Regions from separate parts of the Homo sapiens genome. Here region 1 is linked to region 2. The links are chromatin contacts, found by Hi-C or POLR2A ChIA-PET in ENCODE. All regions are on one chromosome and are shown on one strand. The core of a region is the stretch at or near the end of the contact, and the rest is flanking DNA. Distances in the headings are between cores, read along the strand shown. Region 1 overlaps IL1RAP (interleukin 1 receptor accessory protein). Region 2 overlaps IL1RAP (interleukin 1 receptor accessory protein).

Region 1 (3,835 bases), core at 612-3,111, 33 kb before region 2:
GAAAGGCAATTATAGTATGGAAAAATAAAAAAGAGCACTGTTTCTGGAGTCAAGGCAGCCTGGCTCTATCAGGCAAGCCAGGCTATCATGAGCACTTGGGCCACCTCCCTGGATCTTCATTTCCTAAACTATCAAACAGGTAGAAGAGTCTCCAGCCCCTACCCCTGTACAATGGTTCCTGCGAAGTTCCTGATAATGTGTGTGAAATCCAGCCCTGCACCTGGCACACAGTCAACTGTTGACTTTGAAATAAAATCTTTCTCAAAGATCCGTGTGTGTGCCTGCATTTTGGGGTGGCAGTGTACTCTCTTTTTCATGTGATTTGTCCAGCAAATAATTTTGATATGGTAATATTTTTTAAATTCACTATATTCTATATGGTGCTATTTTTATTACCTCCTCAACTTGGGATCACAGGTTCCAAAATTTATGTCTACTCCAAAGGCAGCTTTTAACAGTTCAGCTTCCTGACACACTGCCAATGAGGCACAGCAAAAGAGACGTGTATTGAGCTGAAGTTTCCATTTCGAAGTCTTACAAACAGAACTTCTTCGAGTTTATTAGTGAAAATATTTAATACTATAATAAGCAAAAAAAGGAATATTGGGTTTGAATTTTGTATTACAATCATTTTCCTCCTGAAGAAAATGTTTCAGTGCTGTGAGGGGGCAGGATAAGCGTGTAAGGATATACCTTACCTACAAAGCATAGAAACCTATCACAGAGTGGTTCTTCAACAGTTTGCAAAATGATTACCTGTGATCCCTTAGATCTTAATCTTTTTTCTTAGTAATTTATATTCTAATAGACCCCAACTGGAGCATATTTCGTAAAAATAATATGGATGTCAGGAATCCAGAAACTCGTTGAAGTCACAAGCATGCTAAGTATAGCTGTGTGACTTCGAGTAATACAATTAAATACTTTGATCCTAACTTGTCTTACCCAACAAAGGTAGTTACAACAGCTCTGACTACCCCATGGTTTGGGTGTGAGACTGACATTGAATATGTACAATGCAAACTGCTTTTTTAAGCAAAGGGAGCTTTATTATTATTACTATAACTAGCACATTATAATTATAGAATCGCTATTATAATTATCCAAGCTTTAATTCCTTAAAGGGAAATAAAGCTTTCTTAAAAAATCATTTGCTTTTATCATCACCTAAGATGAAAATGTTGCTCCCCCATTCCTGAGGGGATAAGGGGATCACAGTACTGCTACCAGAAAAATCATGATCGGAAGTCAGAATCGTATGACTTCACGGCCAGTTCACTGCGTGTGAAAACACATTGCATGGCGCTAAGTTCTTATGCTTTTATGGTTTCTTTTTTATATTTGAGGATTCTCTTAAAAGGCCCACATGGAAGGACTCAGAACAAAATAAATGTCTTACTAATATGATACGCATGTAGATTGCTTTAGGGTTTTCAGAACATTTCTGCTTTGTTCCTCACATCAACCTGTGTTTCCGTTGAGATGGGAACCTGAGCACAGGGAGAGCCTCATGAAAGACCAACAAATCTGTCAGCATCCACAGATGCCTTGTAAAAGGCAATACTTTCATGTGCAGAGAGGTTGGTTGATCCCTCAAGATGCGCAATGATTTCTTTCTTCCCCCACTAGCCCAGAGCCAGTTGCTCTTTTCGTTTTTGTCAACAACATGTCCTTTTTGTTCCTCTCCCTCCAACTAGGAAGTGGCATCACTGTCAGACACAATACACCTCTTCATAAGGAAGGCAAATGAGTACGTGCCAGATGGGCTGAGGGGATTACAACATGTTTCCTGCTCCCACGGTGACGCAATGTGGCTGGTATGAGAACTTATCTTATTCAAGAAGTTAGCTTCCCCTGGCAGAATTATGAGTCACAGTTCCTGGATAGAAAGCTCTCTTACCAACAGCACTTGAGGTGGGGGCTGGGGACTCCTTGGATGGATTACAGTAAAGGTCATTCAGAAAAGTAACATGGTCAGGACTGCTGGGAAGGCACCAGCACTCATTAGCTTCTGGAACCTCCATGATCCTTCAGCAATGGTAACACAGTCACCTGTCCCTCTTCCTTCAGGATGAGGGAGGACATAAAACCACATGATGAATTACTGGCATGAACCCAAACACGTTCCATTATAAAACTGGACAGTCTGGGGGCAGGGGAAAGGATGTAAAGGGACATGTATTCAACCATTTAACACCTATGTATTGAGCATCTGCTATGTGTCTATGTGTCAGTATTATTCTGAGTGTTTGGATAACAAACAAAAGTTCCTGAACAAGTTCCTGCCCTCAGGCAGCTTAAAATCCAAGACAGAGGGAGGGAAGGAGGAAGAAAAAGAGATGGAGAGAAAGGAAAGAAGGGAGGCAGAAAAGGAGGAAGGACAGGGAGTTCAGGAAGAAAAAAAGGAAGGAAAAGGAGGAGGAAACAAGAGAAGAGGAAGAGGGAGGAGGAGGAGAGAAGAGAAAGAAGGCTAATATAATATCAGGGAATGTGAGTGTTACAAAGAAAACTAAAACAGGATGGAGGGAGAGAGAGTGACTGGTAGGGATTTTTAGTTAAGATGGTCAAGGAAGCCTCTGTGAGCAGATAGCATTCAAACATAGAACTAAATCAAATAAGAACAAACTAAAATCAAGAATTATATTTAACATATTTGAAAATCAGGACATCAAGAAACTCACCTATCAAACGCGACACCTAACCAAGCAGGACAGATGCTGGACTAAACAGCCAAGGAGCTGTCTCCTAGCGCATCCCAGCCGAATAACATCTCCGGTTATCTACAGCCATTCCTCTGTGAAGCCCCAAAGGGCCAACAAGGCTAGAAGTTACTGCTAGTTTCAGCACTGAGCTGTACTCTGTCCTACTTATACCACTCCTTTAGTACTATTTTTGGTTTCTAATACAATGTTTTATGTGGCATAGAAAAGCTGAAACGCACCCAGAAAAGATGATCAGGATGGTAGGAGAGCTCAAATCCATGTCATATGAAAAACAGTTGAAGGCATATATTGCAGAACACTGAGGTCATGGTTATATGGTAGCTAACTTAACATTGCAGAAGCCCTCTCACAAAGAAAAGGAATTAAAGCAACGATATGTAAAGTATGGTTTATGGTGTTCAGGGGAATTTTACATGAAAAGCTTTATAAAATGAGGACCTCTAGGTTCCCTTCATTACAATTAGAGAACCATTGCATTAGGTTTTGGTTGTTTTGTTTGTTTGTTTGTTTGTTTCTTTTTTTTTTTTCAGTCCTACAGTTGAACCAAGTAAATGTTTGGAAAGAGACAAATTTCAGTTTTAGATACTAAAATCAAAGAGACAAATTTCAGTTTTATGTACTAAAAACTTTCTAAGAATTTGATTAGTCCAAAAACATAGGCTGAAATGTAATGATTAATAGTCAGAGATAGAGAGTGATTCTGGGCATAATTCTGGGAAGAAGAGGAGATCTGAAAAGATGGACTTTCAAATAGCAAGTCTCTTCCATATCTAATTTCACGTGATCCAGGCCCATGATGACTGAGTTTGGTTTTCAAACTCTATAAAGGTCTTAGCTGGTTCCTCTTATAAAGCAACATCCAGAGAAAGAATGAGTCTAAAGACAGATCCTTTCTTTTTCCTATATAGAAACAATATGACAAAAACTCATTATTTTATTTAACATCTCAATGGATTATTACCACTGATAACTTTTCCACCACTGGCTCAAATTTGAAAAACAGATTGTGCTATTATCACTCCCATTTTTCCCCCATAGGACCTGAGGTAAGGGAAAAAAGCAATATTCTAGTTGGCTGAGTGTGAAGGTAATGAAAAATACCTGTGTTTAAA
Region 2 (3,916 bases), core at 775-3,274:
ATACATGAATCTTATGCCACCGTGTTTGTGGCTGTTCCACAATTACAAAATTGGTCATTACAAACTGTAACTTGAGCTAGAAGACACTCATTGTTCAGCATTCTCAGAGAACTGAAGATTTACCTTAAGAAATATTGTGATCAGAAATGTGAATGTAAGTGGCCCTGGTGGGGAGCTGAGAGTGAGTTATAAGTCGTAGTTAATTGCTGTTGTTTGGAGGAGGTAGATCTTCTAAAACCCGAGAGAAAAAAAATAGCACTAATTGTTGGCCAGGAATAGAGCTGTACAAAGAACTTATGTTTAACACGTGGATAATAGGGAAACTAAGTCACACACATATGCAAAACTAGCAAATCTCCTTGCTTCTGTTTGGCTGACCACTAAACTCTATTGTTTTGAATCAACTAACTTTCAAAACATAGCTTGATGGTTTCTGTAAGCGTTCATCACTGCTAAATAAACTGAATAGGCAGTGTACTTGAAAGCACATTGCACAAGCAGGCAGGAGACTTGAGTTCAAGTTTCAGTGTACCTCCAGAACAAAGGCCGCAGGGTTGATATGTCAAATGAGTAAACTGAATGTGATAGCATCTTTAAGCTTCCTCAGGACTACTATTCATGTTTCTAGTCAGCTCTTAGCAAATAGAACTTAGGCAAATACAGGAAATCCATATACCCTGCAATACACAGTACAGACTAAGATTCCTATATTTGGGACCTTTGTTGCTACCAAGGCTCTCTGAGACATATTTTAAACAGAGGACTCTCATTTTCCTAAGCCCCACACTTCACTTTGCTGGTTTTCTTTTTTTTTTTTTTTTTTTTTAATTCTCTTACACTTTATCTTCTTATCCGGATGACATCTAGAAAATTAGACAGGACCTCAGAAGTCACTAATGTTATTTGGAACACTATTTGGGAAGTAAAGGCCCAGGGAGGAGAGGTGACTTTCATGAGGTCAATAACTCACTAGTGGAAATGTGAGAAGATGGCTTTTGATTCCCAGTTCAGGCCTGTCTACCAACTCTGAAAACTATTAAGAAATATAACTGCCCCCTAAAAATAACATACCATTTGTATCCAGGAAAAAGAGTCATGTCTGAACAGGCAATGGTCCTATATCAAAAGAAGACAGCTACTCGGGCCCAGAAGCAATGATCAGGCTGCAAAAGGAGCTGAAGTTGCTGTTCTTTTCCCACGACTTTGTGAAGATTTATGGTGTACATGGGAAATCTCGGCCCAAGGTCCTATAGGCAGCACTGGATCGGATCTCTAAGGAGTCCCTACAGCTATGAAGTTCTTAACATCTTTATTTCCTGGGAAGAGCTGGACTGACCTGACTTAAAATATCTGGTGAGTTTCTGAAGCTTTTCTACAAGGAATGAAACTTCCTAGTTTGAAATATCCAAACATGATAGATTTGAGCAAAGCATACCGAGCTGTAACATTACATTAAAAAAAAAAAATGAAGTGGGCTGGAGATTATGGAAGTCTCTGTAAATCCTGAGGGGAAAGATCATCTTATTTAAATACTGTCCATTCTTAGTTGCAGCACCGATCGGTAGGACCCACTGCCAGTTTTTGTATCTTTCTTTTTATTCTTTCAAATCAAAGCTGTTAATCAGCTGCTGGAGACTTCCTAGCATTGCAACACTCTTTCCTTCAAGAACCAGAGAACTGTCTCAATCCTGACATTAAATCAAAGGATTATCATATTTGACTAGCAGAGCTTTCAGATGAGTAGTAAGCCAATTAAAAGAAAAGAAAAAATAGAAGAAAAAAAAAAAGGAGTTTTTCACTCCTGACCTCCTGGCCTGCAAGCAGCTTTCCTTTGAAACGGCAAGAAGAAACGGCTCTCAAAGATACTTTCTCATATGCTGCCAACCGCAAAGGGAGTATTTTTCAGGGGATGCTTGTCTGGCCTGACTCGGACTTGTTTCAGGGTGTGTCATCATTCCTGTAAGAGGTTTGGCCTGGGCAAGACTGCATTCATTAGGAATTATTTCAAAAATCCAGAGCTGGCAGCCAGTGGGAGGTTTTTCTACACGGATGTGCACCTCCCACGTGCTCTGGTCACAGACACGACTGGGCTGGTAAGAGGGCCTGACGGAACCGTGCCAGGCCCAGACACAAGTCTTCCATTCTGACACGGAGTGCTGCCAAGTGGGAAGGAACCACATCCTTCCTCATCCTAAGTCCCCTTCTTAAATCGAGTAGTTGTTCAGACAGGGGAAGCACAGGGGGGAGGGAGGAGGAGACATCACTAGTTGGTGTTAATTATAACAAGGGGAAACCTTTATTCCCAATATAAAGTTTCTAAGTGAATTCAAGACAGAATCTCAAGGCCGGAAAGGCCTTTAAATGTCATTTTGATTCAAACTCCTTTTTCCAATATTCAAATCTCCCTGTGACATCCTTGCCAACTAGATGTCTAGGCCCTCTTTTAATATCTCTAGTGATGGTGAACTCATTACTAATGTAGTTTTCATATGGCCCTAATTGTAATAAATGTCTCTTTATGTTGAGCTGGACCCAAATCCCTTGTCATGTCAACCTACTTATCCTGGATGAAGTCTTTCGAGCCATGTTGGGCCTACGGTTCCCTCTTTCACAGACACCTATGGGCATTCAATACAGCAGTTCCAGTATTTCAAAGCAGCATTTCCATAACGTCATGGAACTTACTTTCAAAACTAGGAGACTAGGGGTTTTTGAAAGTATTTGTTCCCTTACTCCCCTCTCCAACCCTCAAAGTGAGAAAAACATACTGAGGAAATGAGAATGTCATTAAAACAGAAGGAACTATCATCAATTGATTAAGGCATCTCCCATGCTGCCTGAGCCGAAAAAGGAAATTGAAAAAGGAGAAAAGGAAGCAAGAAGAGGCCAGAAACGCAAATGGGCTGGCTCAGTCCAAGCTGAGCTTCTAGGGAACTGTCAGACACATCAGAGTACTAACTAAACGCCTGTTATAAGATGTTCAGCTGTACGTGCAAGCAAACTGGATAGGGGCCATGGGATGCACGGCACGCCTCAGCACAGGGAGGCAAAGCACGGGGTTTCATCATGAGCTTTACAGCCATATAGACCTGGGTTCAGGTCCTTCTCCACAGCTGTACAAGCTACTTAACCACATTGACTCTCAATTTCCTTATTGGTGGACAGGGTCAGTAAAGCACCTCACATGGAATTAGACAAGATGATTATCCCAGCACTTTGGGAGGCCGAGGCGGGCAGATCACGAGGTCAGGAGATCGAGAACATCCTGGCTAACACGGTGAAACCCCGTCTCTACTAAAAATACAAAAAATTAGCAGGGCGTGGTGGCGGGCACCTGTAGTCCCAGCTACTCGGGAGGCTGAGGCAGGAGAATGGCGTGAACCCAGGAGGCGAAGCTTGCAGTGAGCCGAGATGGTGCCACTGCACTCCAGCCTGGGCGACAGAGCAAGGCTCCATCTCAAAAAAAAAAAAAAAAAAAGAAAGATGATTATATGAGGTAATTTTGTAAAGCACCTGGCACACAGTAAGCACTTCAACTTGTTAGCTATTATCCTTTTTTCCCCTCATTACTAGAAGACTTGCCTTTGACTCTCTCAAACTAGAGCAATTAGGCCAAAACTCATGTGTGAGAACCAAGACAAGAGAAGCAGCATGATACCAGAAAGTGCACTATGCCAGAACTAGAAAGCCAGTTACAGGTAGGTTTGGCTGACTTTATAAACACAACATATTCCTCTGAGGCCTTTCTGCAAAGCCAGAGGTTTAGCCTCTTTGGCCCCAGCAATCTAGTATTCTTTGAGAACGATTACACGTATTCCATTTAATGGCTGCTGCGAAAGCTTGATTTCTATATGCCTCCTCCTGTTCCCCTAAGTCCATGTCTCAATATCATTAACTACAAAAACCCTAGATTCCC

What was found. A loop is a pair of places that touch in the nucleus more often than their neighbours do. ChIA-PET counts read pairs that join two places held with the same protein, here RNA polymerase II (POLR2A). Pooled maps may share reads with other maps.
Region 1: a loop to region 2 is called in a map of mammary epithelial cell, with 4 times the contacts of the local background. The contact joins two enhancer-like sites. A Hi-C loop is called at or near these places in 11 of 168 maps with a recorded cell type or tissue (A673, Calu3, MCF 10A and 8 more) and 10 of 50 pooled maps. POLR2A ChIA-PET finds 5 or more read pairs at or near these places in 10 of 52 experiments (A549, A673, AG04449 and 7 more).

Annotation. Positions count from the first base shown.
Region 1 is chr3:190,564,582-190,568,416 of GRCh38, reverse strand. All of the region lies in intron 3 of IL1RAP (interleukin 1 receptor accessory protein), which reads right to left. Among named protein-coding and RNA genes, the nearest start is that of IL1RAP, 52 kb to the right of the region's middle. RefSeq lists an enhancer at 1,361-2,560. Within about 2 kb of position 1,861, at least 16 of the 41 ENCODE cell types and tissues checked have a DNase peak (open chromatin) inside an H3K27ac peak, as active enhancers do; they include A673, PC-3 and mammary epithelial cell, where a contact is called at or near this core.
Region 2 is chr3:190,531,824-190,535,739 of GRCh38, reverse strand. The region is part of intron 1 of IL1RAP (interleukin 1 receptor accessory protein); the gene reads right to left. Among named protein-coding and RNA genes, the nearest start is that of IL1RAP, 20 kb to the right of the region's middle. Within about 2 kb of position 2,024, at least 25 of the 41 ENCODE cell types and tissues checked have a DNase peak (open chromatin) inside an H3K27ac peak, as active enhancers do; they include A673, PC-3 and mammary epithelial cell, where a contact is called at or near this core.